Linked DNA regions of Homo sapiens: region 1 is linked to region 2. Evidence: chromatin loops called from intact Hi-C (ENCODE). Cell type or tissue: Calu3. All regions are shown on one strand.

Region 1 (8,000 bases), 210 kb after region 2:
GTGCCCAAGGCCATGTAACCTGCAACCCTGTAGCTAAGATTTGAACCCAGGAAATGGTACTTCAGAAGGTAGTTCTCAACTACTATCCAATTGTGCCCTGTTGGAGGCAGCCAGTGTTGAATGTTAGCCCTCTGTGTCCGTACCAGTCATCATTTGTTCCCCTAACCAGGAATTTGCTTGTTTTCTGTCTTTAAGTAAAGACTGAGGAGTCTGCTTTCCTTCTGATTTCCACCAGTTAATCCAGTCAGGATATGCTGATATTATGAGTTGGGTCTCCTTTAAAGACACATATCTGGTGTTAAATCTGATTCATCTGGCCGGGTGTGGTGGGCTCATGCCTGTAATTCCAGCACTTTGGGAGGCCGAGGTGGGTGGATCACTTGAGGTCAGGAGTTCGAGACCAGCCTGGCCAACATGGTGAAACCCCGTCTCTACTACTACTACAAAAAAAAAAAAAAAATATTATCCAGGTATGGTGGCGGGTACCTCTAATCCCAACTAATCAGGAGACTGAGGTCACAGAATCTCTTGAACCCAGGAGGCAGAGGCTGCAGTGGGTCAAGTTCATGCCAGTGTACTCCAGCATGGGCAACAGAGGGAGACTCTGTCTCAAACAAAACAAAACAAAACAAAACAAAAATCTGTTTCACCTAAATATGATTTTGGCCAACCTTTGTGCAATTCAGCGGCACAGCTTCAACTTTGGAATTACATAGCAGTGCCAGGGAGAATTTTAAAATACCACATCCTGTTACTCAGGTGTTTCATATTGCCAATCTGGTTCCCATTCTGGTTCTGTCTAAAGGGTAAAAAACCTTATGTGTTTGGTTAGTTACCTAAACCTTCCTGGCCAGTAAGCTTTCGAATCTTTCCAGCTGGGGAGGTATGTTCTGATGAGCATTAGGACAACTTCAAACCCCAGGAGGGCTCACTCTCAGCAGCTTTCCCAAGCATTTCAGCATCTTGGCTTTGTCTTTAAGAAGAGCAATAATTAAATCCTCAGGTCAAAAGAATGAGGAAGAGAAACACGCAGAGCCTTCAAAATTATCCAGATGAAATATCAGTGGTAGCAAACTTAGGTTTATGGACATATGAGGGTAGAGTTAGAAATGAAGCAGCATAAGAGCCTATGTCACAGCAAAGCCTCCTGCTTGGCCAGGAGCACTCAGCAAGGAAGATATCTTCCTGCTCCCTTAACCTTCAGATAATCGAGGCCTGGTTGAGCAGGCCAGTAAATATCATCCCCAAACAGCTGGTCAGCAGCTGCCAGAGGTCCCTGTACTACCTTCATGCCAACAAGTGCCTTAAAAGCCGTACCCTTCAACCCAAACAAGGCCAGTGAAATCCATTCAACCTTTGGAGAAAGACAACAAACAGGCCTAATGCACAGGAATTTGGACTTCCAGTTTAATCTGAAACTATAAAAGTCTTTAGCAGAAACACAAACTCTGGAGTTTGCCCTTCACAAATTAGACAAGGTTTGTAACAAGTGCTTTCTTCCCTCACTTACATCCTCAGGTAAAGATCAACCATCAAGATCAAAGATCCCCAGAATGGCAAATACATACGTGTATGGGCTCAAAGTTGGAAGACATTCCTCTACCATCTACTTATTCTGGTTATACATTAAAGCATAGGAGGGCATAGCTGAAAAATGACTGGTTTCTAGGTCAGTCATTTGGATGAGAAGGGATCCTTCCAGCTGGGAGTGGGAAAAGAAGGGGGAAGTTATTCACCAACAACAGGAAAAAGAATTTAGTTGGCCTTAGGAGGAAACTGACTAAGGATTTGGAAGAAGTGGTCTGTCCCAGAAATCCACATTGGCAAAGACCACTAGGTCTTCTTCATGCTTTCTCTAGAAGACTTTCCCATTGTACTCAAATACTCCCGAATTCTCAAGGCAATAAACTTTCTTACAGTGTCACTGAGGGCCATCTCCCTTCCAAGAGGGGAGACACAGAACCTGGAGTGGGCGGGGCACCTGGCTCAGAGAAAAGTAGCCTCCCAAAGTCTGGCTGCTGGGGTAAGAAGCATGGTGACAAGCCATTTGGTAGCTGCAAGCTCCCTCCTCCCCAACAGCCAGTAGGTGCTTTTGTGTGAGAAGCCAACCTCAAGACTGTAAGGACAATCAAGTATACATCTCATCAAAGCCATTCCAAGAGGCTTATCAGACATCTCAAAGGCATTTTTTGTAGATGCCTGCTTTCCACTCCCATTACTTCTGTTTGCATTAGTTATATCTTACCTCCTTCTCCCCCATGCCCCTGCTTTGCCTGACTAAGGCCAGAAATTTTTTCATGAAGTCACTTTATAGAGCAATAGCAACATTTACTATTCGTGAAGTCGCCCCTCCATAATTTTTAAGTCTTTCCATGTGTCTGGAAGCTTGTTTCTGCTCTTCTCGGTTTACAGAGCGGCTCTCTTCCTTCCAAACAAAAACTAAAAAGAAAGGGGAAAAGGTGGGGGGTGGTTGGGGTGGAGATAACACCCAGATTCCTTAAGTGTTTTTAATCCAGTTGAATTTCCCTTTGGACTCAGCTCCCTGCTGAAACTGTCTGCGGACCAGAATTCCAGGCTCAGAATTAAGTCAAGAGGGAAAGACAGCAGAAACAAATAACAGAGTCAGCTCTATGCTATGAAAACCGCTATGTTGACTGAGGCTCCACGGTTTTAACCCATTCATTTTTCCCCCCTTTTTTAGAATTCTTACTTAATCTTTTTAACCAGCTTACAACAGGCAGGCAAGCACCATATAAACCATGCTCCCTGCGCCGGGGGATATAAAACAAGTTTCTTAAGTCCCTTGGGTAGATACTTCCTTAGGAATGCCGGTGTAAGACAAAAGTTCACATTTTAATGCCATATGTTGTCAGTCACCAGGAAAAAGCTCCTTATGGGCACAAGCCAGGTCCCCAGCCTTTGTCACACAGCAAAAATAAACACCCTTCGAGGAGTTAATTAGGCGGTCAGCAGCCACCTCAGTGTCCTAGGAGGGCTGCCCGCAGACCTTTTACACACACACACACACACACACACACACACACACACACACACACACACACACGACACAAAAGGAGGCGTTTGTTAAATGTCACAAGCTGGGCATCTGGAGTCGGATTCGAAAGGTAAATACATTCCGCGGAAGCATTCCTCAGATGTCAGGCCACAAAACTGCTGGTTTCCCCAAGCACAGGGTCTCATTTCTAAGATTCCCCACAGCCCAAGGTCTGTACTCAAAGAAGGGTAGCGGGGGGCGGGGGGGTGAGAGAGGGGGAGCAAAGGAGAGAAGGAGATCTTTAAAAAAAAAATGGAGCCAGAGGGAAGAAGGGTTTCGAAGCTACTCACCGGCTAGCTATTGCCTCCGTGAAGCGAGCATGACTTCCCCGCGCCCGGAGCCTCCAGGCTACAGCGCAGCGGATGCGGCGGGCCTCGCTTAAATAGCCGCCGGCCGGGAGCTTCGGAGCCGCGCGGCCACTCCCGGCGAGAGATATGGTTCTAATCAGATGCTGGCAGCTGAGGACTCCCCAGGAATGTGCCAGGATGTTTTTGCTGCCTGGGCTTGGTAACTCCCCCTCAACGTGTCTGCAGAGTCTTCCAAACTTAACTGTTTATTAACTCGCGCTGCAGCGGCGCAGAGGACCCCGCTCCCCTGAGCTCCGCGAGCCCCACCAGCTGGGGGCGATCGCAGGGACCCAGCGACGGGAGGGGAAATGTGTTCGGGGAGAAGTCAAAAGCCCCAGACCGACGCGGGCGGGGGGCGGGTGCAAATAAGGACAGGAAAGGGAAGCTCTGGAGGAAAGGGGTGGGATCCACCGAGCTTCGTTTCACAGATCCGTTCCCTGGATTGCCACTGCGAGTGATGTGGCACACGGAGTCATCCTAACCAACCCGTTGGGGCCCTTTGAACAAAGGACTGCCTTTACTCCTGACTTTTCTGACAAGGGACAACGGTTCCTGCGCAGATCTGCAGTTTCTAAAGTTGATCGCGCGATTGGATTTGCTCCCCTTAGAAGAAATTAGTGTCTCCCTCATTGCAGATGCAAATGCGCTTAAGTTAGTGGGAAATCTATGTGTGCATATGTGAAACATACTGTATTTACCTATGAAATATAATCATATATATGGATATAAAAATAATATTCTCTCTGAAATCGATATGAGCAAAACATGTTCACGTCTATGTAGCCTATCAAATAAGTTATAATTCTGATACAATCAGAGATTCTATACAGGCTTCCCTTACAGTGTATATACACCTATATGTAGACACATAACATGACTTTATCTGCATGAATTTCCATAGCACTTCCTATAACTCTAGGAAAAACATGAACTGCAAGAAATAAAATATTTAAAAATGTTAACGTAGAGTGCTGAGCGGTAGAAGGTACTCCGCAGCAAATCCTAATGAGTGTTAACAAGCTGAGAATTCATTTTCTCCATATTTTAAAATCAAGAATTATTGTAAAACATCCACAGAAGCTCTGTTGCTTTTTGGAGAATTCTGAAATTACTCTTGTGAAAGACGTGTCTCTTTTCCCTTTTTTTAAGAAAAAAATTTAATTGTTTAAAGTCAGAGGCAGCACGTAGTAAATGTGAAAATGCTAAATTGTATCTCGGATGGGAGGGGGTTATTGATTTTATCGAGTAAGCAACACAGTGGATTTGCATTTTACCTCTGGAAACTGAGGGTTCAAATAGGGCTCGTGGGACATCAAGGATATATTTTGTGGTCCGTGCCTAGCCTCGACTGCAAAGCCACTGTGTAATTTGGGGTAGCTCAATGTGAGTGGCAATGTCTGCTCTCAAGTAGGTCAGGCTTGAAACAACCGTTGTTCGGGGAGACTGAGGGGTGCAGAGCAGCACAGCTGGCCCAGAATTCTACTTCCCCAGCCTCTACTATTTCTCATCCCCTGACACACCTAGGGGTGTGGAGGCAGGGAGGGCCATGCTGGCAGTTTTCAATATTCCTCAGAGGTAATTTGCTATTTTAAAAAATGACTTTGTGTGAATGACAGGAAGTATACAAATTTTAGTCCTAGGATAGTATTCTATTTATAACATTTATGCAGAGAAATGTAATTCTAGTACATTTTAGAACACAAGGCTTTGTTTCTAAAATCTAGAAGTCCAGTTTCATTTCTATTGGCTAGGTAGCTGGAAAAAGGGCTGCTGACTTCAGGCAAATAGAGACTTTGATAATTAGAAAGACATGGGTGTCTCTTTTAACCTCAATATGTAATATTTTCTAGACTAAGAAGTGCTCACTCAATTCTATTTTTTTTTTTTTTGAAAGACTCTTACCAAGAAATACTAACTTATGTTTGCTCTACCCCACCAAATGGAAGGGATTTGTCTAAGAAGCCAGAGGAAGAAAATGATTTCATCTGCTATGAGTTGTAGTTTCAAGAGAAGACTTTGATGAAAACAGTTCATTTAAGAGCAGTGGGCTCACACTTACAACTTAAAATAGACACCTCTTATTTTGCACAGAAATCTGAAGAGTCGACAGTGGAGAATTCTGGTTTGAACTGTATTTTTATATCTCTAGGGCACCGATATTGCTTCTGGCAGTAATTCAATGTCCTGCTCACATTAAGAAAAAAAAAGAAAAGAAATTTAACTCTTTTTATCCCTCGTGAAACATTGTCTCTGTCTCATCTAAGTTGTTCACTTTTCAACAAGTCTAAAATGAACATCTTTCCCTCTGGAGAATCACGCCAAAGCCCACCCAGATATTTACCCTGCCTAAATAATGGTCTTTTCTTATCACCACTGAAATTTATGTTTAGAAAATTAAGGGGAGGAAAAGTCAGTTCAATGTTTGAAAAACAATAGTCTTTGAATGGCAATTGTCCGTTGCAGAAAACCTGCCTGTGAGAGAGAAGGAAAAAATAAAATAAAACAAATGACTGTGCTCCCAGCCTAGGAAAGGGGTAGTTAATCCCGTGATGGCTTGCTGAAGAATGCATGGTTTATTATTAAAGTAATCTCTTAAGATTTTCCTGGAATGTGCTTCCACAGCAACTCTGCCTGTTCGACCTATCCTATGCATGTGTCTTTTCTTCCATAATTAAGCTGTTTTCCTCTGTTAGCTCACAGACCTAATCCTTTATCCTTTCTCTCCTCCTTCTCCATCACTTCTTCTATCCCCCTCTCTACTGCTCTTGTCTTCCTTAAACTGCCCCTTTTGAAGCCTGTCATTTCTCCTGAATTGTAAATGGCACTTTGGAACTGGCTGTAAGGTAAACTGCCTGTGTGCCTTTGATGCCTTGCTGGACACTTAGAGATGTTAAAATCAAACAAGGATTTGTTGAAGTGGACCTAGTAAGGTCACATCTCTCTCTCTCTCCTTTTTTTTTTTTCCTTCTCCATGTCATTAAAAAAACAATGAAGAGAATGGCTATTGTTCCCAGAAAATGTTCTTTGACCTTGACCAGTCCTGCATATTTAACATTACAGAAAAACTGACCCTACCAGATTTGGTGGCTGGCAAGTCAAAACAAATACTGGAGGTTTTTTTTCATATCTCTGTCTATCCATCTACCTGTCCATCTTCTGATCTAAAATATTTGGAAGATAGTTTCATAGAAGGCAGCCTGTTTGTGTTTTGTTTTCTTGCTTATACCCCTATAGCATCTCAGAACTAATATGTATTTTTCTGTTTTGTGCAATTTTAATGAAACTCAGGTGGTAGACTACTAGGGTACTTGGAAAAATTGGTACTTGTAAAATGAAGAACATTTAAAATTCAATAATATAAATGTATATAACTAATTACACCTCACTTATCAATATAAATTTTTATAATGAGAAATTGTGAAAGGCAAGTAAATACCCATAAAAATTACCATTCAAATAAATACTGTCTTACTTGGAAAGAAACCTAGCAGGAGTTATCAAAAATGAAAATACATAAAACCCTGCAGGAATTACTAATATTAATTGTTATTGTAGCAAACACATACACTTCTCTATCCTAGGAGTAAGAATCTATCCACTAGAAATAAAGCACATGTATAATATGCAAGGATTTTTTTTTTTTTATTTTTCTGAGATGGAGTCTTGCTCTGTGGCCCAGGCTAGAGTGCAGTGGCAAGATCTCGGCTCAGTGCAACCTCCGCCTCCCGGGTTCAAGCAATTCTCTGCCTCAGCCTCCCGAGTAGCTGGGATTACAGGTGCCCACCACCATGCCCAGTTAATTTTTGTATTTGTATTTTTAGTAGAGACGGGGTTTCACCATCTTAGCCAGGCTGGTCTCATGATCCACCCGCCTCGGCCTCCCAAATTGCCGGGATTACAGGCATGAGCCACCACTCCCTGCCCCCAAGGTTGTTAATTGTATCATTTATAGCAGCAGGAAGCTAGGACAAAATATGCCTGTCAATGGAGAATGACTGAGTATGTTATGACTTATCCATACTGTGAAGTCATATGTAACCATTCAAAGGAATAAATTAGAGTCAAATTTTGTGACATGGGAATATTCCTTTAGGTTTTTTTGAGTGAGAAAAGCAAGGTACAGAAAAGCATGGAAAAGATGTTTCTATTTTAGTAATATAAAAAGCAACACCTATTTATATATATTTGGGTATATATGTTTGTGGGTATATATGAAGGATTATCAAGGAGGTTGCAGTACAGATTACTAGGGGCCTGGTGGAGACAAGGGCAGAGAAAAGGGGTGGGAGCCATGCAAAAAGGAAAAAACTGAAAATAGTCTTTATGCAGGTATAGGTCACATTTATGCATTGAAGTGAAATGATATACACGCAGGTTTGTGGGTTTTTTTTCAAAAAGATTATATCATTTTAAGATAAGGAAAGGAAGAAAGGAAATCCTACGAATAGTTTTCATGGAGGTCTACCTTTAGGCTTTTCAAAAGTGAGTATTCATCAGTATGCTCATTGCTTAATTCAGCCTCCAGAGCAATAGTTCTCAAATTGTAGTATTTACGACAGTCATCCCGGAAGTTGGCTACTAGAGTAAATTCCTGGGCT
Region 2 (8,000 bases):
TACCAGGGGTGGTTGAAGAGGGGCATAAACAGATACTACGGGAGAAAGAAGTTATAATTTGGGAAGTCCCATGGCAAAAATCAGATTGATAACAATGCATTTATATATAACAACTTCGTCTGAATGAAAAAGTGAAAAAAGTGTTAACATCTTTCGTTAGTTCAAAGAACAACAAAAAATGAAACACACCAAAACCCTTTCCTGTGTTATGCTTTTCTACATACTAAATGGTTTTCAAAAGAAAGTACCACAGAGAGAGTCATCTATTATTTCTAGACAGAATTTTCTTTTAGTTAAAAATGTAAACCAAAATGAGATACTACTTCACATCCATTTGAATGGCTATAATTTAAAAAAAGCAGAAAATAACGAGTGTTGGACAGGATTTGGGGAAATTGAATGCTTGTGCACTGCTGGTGGGAACATAAAATGGTACAGCTGCTATAGAAAACAGTATGGTGGTTATTCAAAAAATTAAGCATAGAATGACCAAATGATCCAACAATTCCACTTCTGGTGTATACCCAAAAGAACTGAAAGCAGGGACTTGAGCAGATATGGGTAGATCCCATGTTTATAGTAGCATAATTTACAATACCAAAAGGTGGAAGCAAACCAAGTGTCTGTTGACAGATAGAGGGATAAACAAAATGAGGTTTATAATACAATGGAATGTTATTCAGTCTTAAAAAGGAAGGAAATTCTGACATTCAAGGAGAAACCTTGAAGACATTACGCCAAGTGAAATAAGCCAGTCACGAAACAACAAGTATTGGCTGGGTGCTGTGGCTCATGCCTGTAATCCCAGCATTTTGGGATGCCAAGGCAGGCAGATCACTTGAGGTCAGGAGTTTGGGACCAGCCTGGCCAACATGGTGAAAACCCATCTCTACTAAAAATACAAAAATTAGCCAGGCATGATGGTGCAAGCCTGTAATCCCAGGTTACTTGGGAGGCTGAGGCAGGATAATCACCTGAACCTGGGAGGCGGAGGTTGCAGTGAGCCAAGATCGCACCACTGCACTCCAGTCTGGGCAACAGAGCGAGATTCTGTGTCAAAAAAAAAATATTGTGTGATTTCACTTATATGATGTACCTAGAGTAGTCAAATTCATAAAGGCAGAAAGTAGAATGGTGGTTGCCAGGGGCTGGAGGGAGGAGGGAACAGGCAATTAATGTTTAATGGATATAGAGTTACAGTTGGGAAAGAAGAAAACGTTCCTGAAATCAATAGTGGCAATGTTTGCGCAACAATGCGAATGTATGTAATGCCACATTTTACCCTTAAAAATGGTTAAAATGGCACATTTTATATTATGTATATTTTACCATAATTAAAAATTCAATAAGAATGTTAAAAAAGGTGTTTGAAGAATTATAAATTTAAATTAAATGTAACAGTGGATCAATGTCAAACATCTAATATGAATAAAATAATAAAAAATCCATTTGAGAAATATAAACACAACTCTCACTGACTACTTTTTTTTTGACTGATAGGGTAAATAAAAATATTTTGAGTGGTTTTCATTGCGATGACGATGGGGAAATGATGAGAAGCACATTGTGTGGTAGGATCACCCTGGGGGAAGTTTTTTTAAAGCAGCACTTGCTGTGTGGTCCAACCCACCCTGCTGTGCTCCTCTCAGGGATCTTTGGGGAGACTCACCAGCCCAGCCAGCCAGGGGTGCAAGGGGGAGGGTGTGGCATCCTGTGGTGTATTCAGAAGCAAACATTATTAAAAACCAGTGGAATCCTGGATCTGTCTTATCCTCACATTTTTCTTGATCAATTACTACCAAAAGAGTGGCAGAAATTCAGTGGCAAGGATTGGGGCACCTTTTGGTGGAGGTACCCTGATTTAGCACGAGTGAATGGGATTGGAATGCAGATGTTGGTTGCTTGTCTATAAATTATGCCCATGTATATGCCAAAAAGATACGCCCATGTATCAGAACCTGTGAATGTGACCTTATTTGGAAAAAAGGTCTTTGCAGGTGTAATTAAGGATCATGCAACGGAATCATTCTGGGTTATGTAGGTAGCACTACATCCAATGACAAGTGTCCTTATAAGATAGAGAAGAAGAGACAGCAGAAGAGGAGAGGGCCATTTTACAAGAGAGGTAGAGGTTTTAGTGATGCAACCACAAGCCATGGAATCCCTGGAACCACCAGAAGCTGGAAGAGGCCAGAAACGAATCCTCCCCTAGAGCCTCCAGAGGGAACATGGTTCTACTGACACCTTGAGTTTAGACTTCTGGCCTCCAAAACTGAGGGAGAATAGATTTCTGTTGTTGTAAGCTGCCTAGTTTGTGGTACTTTGTTACAGAAACCACAGGAAAATAATACACGCCCTTACAAAACTCCCAAATTAAACTTTTTTCGTGTGTGTGTATAATACGATTTTTAATATTGCATATATTTATATTAGCATATATTAGAAATCTCTAATATAAAAATAGTGGTATGCATGTTGTTAAAATTCTACCCGCAGCTCCCTCCTTTGTTCACTCTTTTGTTTATTTGTTTTTAAATTTTATTTTAAGTTCTTTCTGGGATACATGTGCGGGATGTGCAGGTTTGTTACACAGGTAAATGCATGCCATGGTGGCTTACTGCACCTCTCAACCCATCACCTAGGTATCAGGCCCCACATGCATTAGCTATTTATCATGATGCTCTCTCTCCCCCTGCCCTGCAACAGGCCCCAGTGTGTGTCGTTCCCCTCCCTGTGTTTGTGCTGGATTTCTATAAATATCCAACAGTCTATGTGGATGAAGTTTAGGAAGAAGGGAAGAAAGACTGTTTCATGATTATTTTTTGCTGCACCACCATTTGTTGCCATATTAGAGGTGACATCCCAGCTGGGATTATCCCTGGCTTGGAAAGACTGAGTTAGGCATTGGTCACAGGCAGCATGTGAATTTGGTGGCATTTCACCTGCACTTAGAAGCAAAGTCATCCACTGCTCTGACCAACTCACAAGGCGCAGGCTGCAGCAACGTGATTAACAAGGTTATGTATTGAATTTATATAGCTAAATGATTTTCCTGGTTTCTTATCTGTTTAGAGAGGCTGATTAGCAGAGGTAGAAAAACAAGACAACCACTGAGCTTTCCAAATTTATCAGAGAAACCCCAGACCAGCTTCTGATGGGGAAATATTCCTTGACTTCCAGAGCTTCCCACTGGATTTTCATTCCTGCCCAAAGACATTCTTGGTTTATTCCTAGTGACCAATAGAGAGCATTCCAACAATCACTTCTTATCAGTCAGCAACTATATAATAAACACCTGGGACATGCTTGGCCCTGGGCTTTGGTAAAAAGAAAGGAGACAAATGGGCCTTAAAGGTAGAACAATTTCAATTAGAAGCCTGTACAAGGTTTAGAACACAACGTTTGAGAAAGGAAAAAATCCTTAAACATTAGCGAACCAAGGTCCTTCATTTTACAAAAAAGAAACTGCGTAAGGGATCTGTCCAGGTTCACACAGTTGGGCTAAAATCTGGGTCTCTCCCTTGCTCATCCTCTGAGCTTTCCACTGCGCTATGCTGTCTGACCTGTGGGGTGCCAGCTTCTGCAGCAGCTTGCTCTTAAAAAACAGTCACAACAAGAACAGAGGGCAACCCCGATTGCCTTCTGGGCCAGGTGCTGTGCTAGGAGCTTTTCAGGGATCACCTCAAAACAGGTCAATGGAGACGTTACTGTTATCCCCATTTGACAGATAAAGAAACTGAGTCATGGAACCATTTAGGAACTCACCCAAGGCCCACAGCTGGTGCGTGGCAGAGACCACCTTCAAGCTCAGGATCTTGATTCTGGAGTCACAGTCTTAACCGCAACCCCTGGAACCACAGCCCAAACCCGCCAGCGAGCCACGGTTCACTCTCTTCACTTTCTTGTTTTTAGAAATGTTCCTGTAGAGCAGCCTCTAGTAACACCTCAGACAAATGAAATATCATTTCTACATCCCTGATCTCTCTCTCTTGTTAACGTATTGTGTAAATGGTGGAAAATGTGGTTTTTAAAGCACATTGAGGCTGGTAAAAGCTTCAAAGCCACCGCCTGCACTTACTCTTTAGACCACTAGATGTCAGTGTGATTGCTCTATGAAGCAGCCGTAACTTGGCAAGGTGCAGCATTGCACCAGAAATCAGCTGCTGCGAGCTTCCAAGCCTCTGGACTCCAGCAGAAGCTGGGGGGAATTTGAAGCCCAATGGTAGTAAACAAATAATGGACATGACAGTCAGGCAGTGTGGATTTCAACCTTTACAATAATTTCTCAAGGGAAATGGAAACCTTTTTAGCCTTTCCTTTTTGAAACGGATGGTCAACTTTTCCACGGGGTGCCTTAAGTGCACCATAACGCCTTTGATATTCAGGATCGCCTTTAATGGTACATCATAAAACATGTGGTTTTATTGGAAAGAGCACCCTTATCCTCCTCCCCCTCACCTATCACTTATGATTAATTTCTTAAGGTATCGGACTATTTGAAGTGTGTGTATCTCACATTGCATGGGGACGTTTTACTCTACCTAAAACCTCCGGTGGCATTCCCATAGCATGGGCAGAAAATCACAGCCACAACTTCACCCTTCCGGTGATAAGCCCATCTGTTTCCCACGCAGAATTATTTGTATTTAATGAAAAAATATTTAAAATGGTGAATATTAATTATTATTTTACATTAGTACTCAAAAAGTGTATATAGTTTTATCCCCTCAACAACTCCATGAGATGAGTTCTATTATTATCCCCATGTTTAGATGAGAAAACTGAGACACAGAGAGGTTAAGTGGCTCTCCCAAAGTCACACAGCTAATAGAAGGCAGAGTCAGAGGCCCATTTCTATTAATTACTTCCCTGCAAATCAAGTTAAATGGGGGGAAAAGACCTTGTGAATTTTTCAGAAGAATCAGCAATGTATACAAGACAGCCAAAGGCTCCGAGGAAAATTTGGAGTTGCTGGTTGCTTTGAAAGGCCTCCTTGGCTGATCTGCAGCTGTTTGTCATCATTTATCCAGTTTGCCAGGATTCCTTCTGAGAAGGCATAATTCATGGCAGTATAGTCCCTTTCTTTAGTCTATGTAGAAATCTCATGTGAATCCTCACCTCCTGCCAGGTTTGGAGGAAATTGAAAGTTACTCTTTCTCATCAAAAGGATGGACACATATTTGTTAGGAACCAGGATGAAATAAACCATCTGTGCCCAGCTCTGTTGGCAATAAAACCTTGTTTCTGGTTTCACTGCAAGACGTTATTTAACGCTAGTGGCACCAGAGGTTCCAACAAGAACACATGAGAGGCCTTATCCAGTTACGAAAGAGCAAGTGACAGACACGTTCCCGGCCACATTTTTATCTGCTTATCATCCTTTTGGCTACCATGAGGCTGAGTTTTAGTGTCTCCTGTTCATCTCTTTTGCTATTTTCCAACAGAACATGCGTTTCCTTCAGTTATTCAGCTAGCACAGTCTGTGCTGCCAGAATTTGGAAGTGGTGCTTTTTTCCTGCTATAAAAAATTACACATTTATTTGAAAGAAGAAACCTAGGCATAGCTGTTACCTGACTCCTGCAGAAGAAGGCGGAAGGATGGCCTCCTTTAGTGGATCTTCCTGGGCCAGGGTCTGGGCCCTACTCACTTCTAGCTGTCGCATCTGCTCTGCATGTGGAACTCAAGAACTGCGGAGCTTTCTGATGCCTGGCAGGGTTTTGTCCCGGTCAGTGGTTGAGTGAGCCACACCTCCCTCCCCTGACCAGGCAAACTTAGACAAGAAAAGTTCTATTATGCCCTCAGGATATTGAGTAATAAGGAGGAGAAAGGGGAACTTAAAAGTGTCTGTTCAGCCTGGATACTTCTGCTAACATTCCCACCAAGCATGTGATATTTAAAAGGGTAAAACCAAAACAAGATTCTCCTGCCTGCCACCATGTTTATTCAAGAGGAAGAAGCTGTAAGTTCTTTGGACCCATAATCTTTCCACACACCCAGGAGTGTCACCTGCAATGGGGGCCAAAGGGGGATGCTTACAATTAGAAAGGTCCACTGGAGCATGTGGAATATTTGGAAGCTAATTGCACCTGAGGTCAGGAGGTAAAGTGGTGTGCTTGACCATATCAACTGAAGAGTGGTCACTCATGTGTGGAAAGCCCACTAGACTCACTCTGTCGGCTCTCTGTTAGACTATTCTTGAGGCTGGAAGAAATGGAGTATTTAGATGATAATCCATGTGAAAAGACCACCAGTGGGGCTGAGTGTAGTGGGTCATGCCTGTAATCCCGGTACTTTGGAAGGCTGAGGCAGGAGGATTGCTTGAGACCAGGAGTTCAAGACCAGTCTTGACAACATGGTGAGACCCTGTCTCTACAAAAATAAAAAAAAAATTAGCCAAGTGTGATGGTGCATGCCTGTAGCCCCAGACATTTGGGAAGCTGAGGTGGGAGGATTTCTTGAGCACAGGAGTTCAAGGCTTCAGTGAGCTATGATTGCACCACCATTGCACTCCAGCCTGGGTAACAGAGCAAGATCCTGTCTGAAGGAAAAAAAAAAAAGAAGAAAGAAAGAAAGAAAAATAAAGAGAAGGAAAGAAAGAAAGAAACTCAAAAAAGAAAAGAGAAAAAAAGAAAAGAAAAGACAAGAAAAGAAAAGAAACCCCCCAAAACAGAGGCTACCATTGGGACTAAATGAGATTTTAACAAATTGTGATTGTGAAATTAACCTCCCCCACCTTCCTTCTACTCATTCATTCATAAACATCAAACACTTACTGTGTGGGTCAAGCACTGGCCAAGACTAGAAAGATGGAGAAGACAAGGATTTTCCACTCAGTGGCTTATAATCTTACAGACGTTATGCCAGAGATGGTCACTTTCCTCCCCGTATGATTTTCCCTTCTTATAGAGTAGTAGGGTCAGCAAACTATGGCCCGCATGCCAAATCTGGCCTGTGGAATGTTTTGTACAGACCTCAGGCTAAGAATTTACATTTTTTAAGAATTGTAAGAAAAGGGAGAAGAAGCAAAAGAAGACAATGATGGTAACAATGATGATGACAACAATGATGATGACATGGCTGAGACCGTATATGGCCTGAAATATTTACTATCTAGTCCTCTGCAGAAAAAGTTTGCCAAAAGTTTAGGATGCTTATTCTATCCTAAGAGATCTCTGGCTTTTTACCTGGCCCACAGCTACACAGGATAAGGCATTTTCTAGTCCCTCTTGACATTAGATTTGGCCATGTGGTTAAGTTTTAGTCAATGGGATCTATGCAGAAGGGATCTATGTAGCTTCTTGGTGTGTCCTAAAAGAGGGCCCCATCATGCTTTCCCCTCCCAGCTGGCTGGGATGCTGTGGGGGCCTGAGCTCTTCTGATCCAGTGATGACTAAGGTAATACTCTAGGCATGACAGAGCCAGGAGATAGAAGGACCTGGCCCCCAACACAGGAGACAACCCCATCTTCACTGGATTTTGCTAGATGGTTATAAAGAAGGGAACAGGAGGACAGACATTTAACTTTTAAAAATCAGTGTTATGTTGTGTCTCTTTTGCTGCAACCAAACATGTATTATAACCACTATAGAGATAGACACTGTATAACTAACCATGACACACTGTGATGAGTATTAAGCTCAAAGTATGAATAAAGGCATCTGGAAATACCCAGGAATATGTAATTCCTTCTGCATGGGGGCAGAAGAGTTGAGGAAGACTTTACCTAACATGGGACAGTTGATCTTGGGCCATGAAGGAAGCCTAACTGGAATTTGGGATTACTTGTTTTTCTTCTCCTCTCTGCCAACCTCTCTCAGATGGCCAAAACAAAATAAAATAATCCACTGGGTGAGGTGGCTCACGCCTATAATCCCAGCACTTTGGGAGGCCTAGGAGGGTAGGTCACCTGAGGTCAGGAGTTCGAGACTAGCTTGGCCAGCATGGTGAAACCCTGTTTCTACTAAAAAATCCAAAAATTAGCTGGGCGTGGTGGTGGTGC

Evidence for each region. Peaks named below come from ENCODE experiments on the same cell type or tissue, not always from the same donor. Only the 100,000 strongest peaks of a DNase experiment are listed, where the experiment ranks them.
Region 1: a loop joins it to region 2, with 2.2 times the contacts of the local background. A loop is called at or near these places in 2 of 110 quality-filtered maps.

What each region holds. Positions count from the first base shown.
Region 1 is chr5:39,421,459-39,429,458 of GRCh38, forward strand. It overlaps DAB2 (DAB adaptor protein 2), which reads right to left and starts at 3,522. Exons shown (of 15, transcript NM_001343.4): 1 at 3,346-3,522. In Calu3, a CTCF peak has its summit at 3,657 (motif pointing right); a DNase peak (open chromatin) is centred at 3,723.
Region 2 is chr5:39,213,872-39,221,871 of GRCh38, forward strand. FYB1 (FYN binding protein 1) reads right to left here and starts at 5,692. Exons shown (of 19, transcript NM_001465.6): 1 at 5,572-5,692. RefSeq lists an enhancer at 6,768-7,269. In Calu3, a CTCF peak has its summit at 4,075 (motif pointing right); DNase peaks (open chromatin) are centred at 4,110 and 5,730.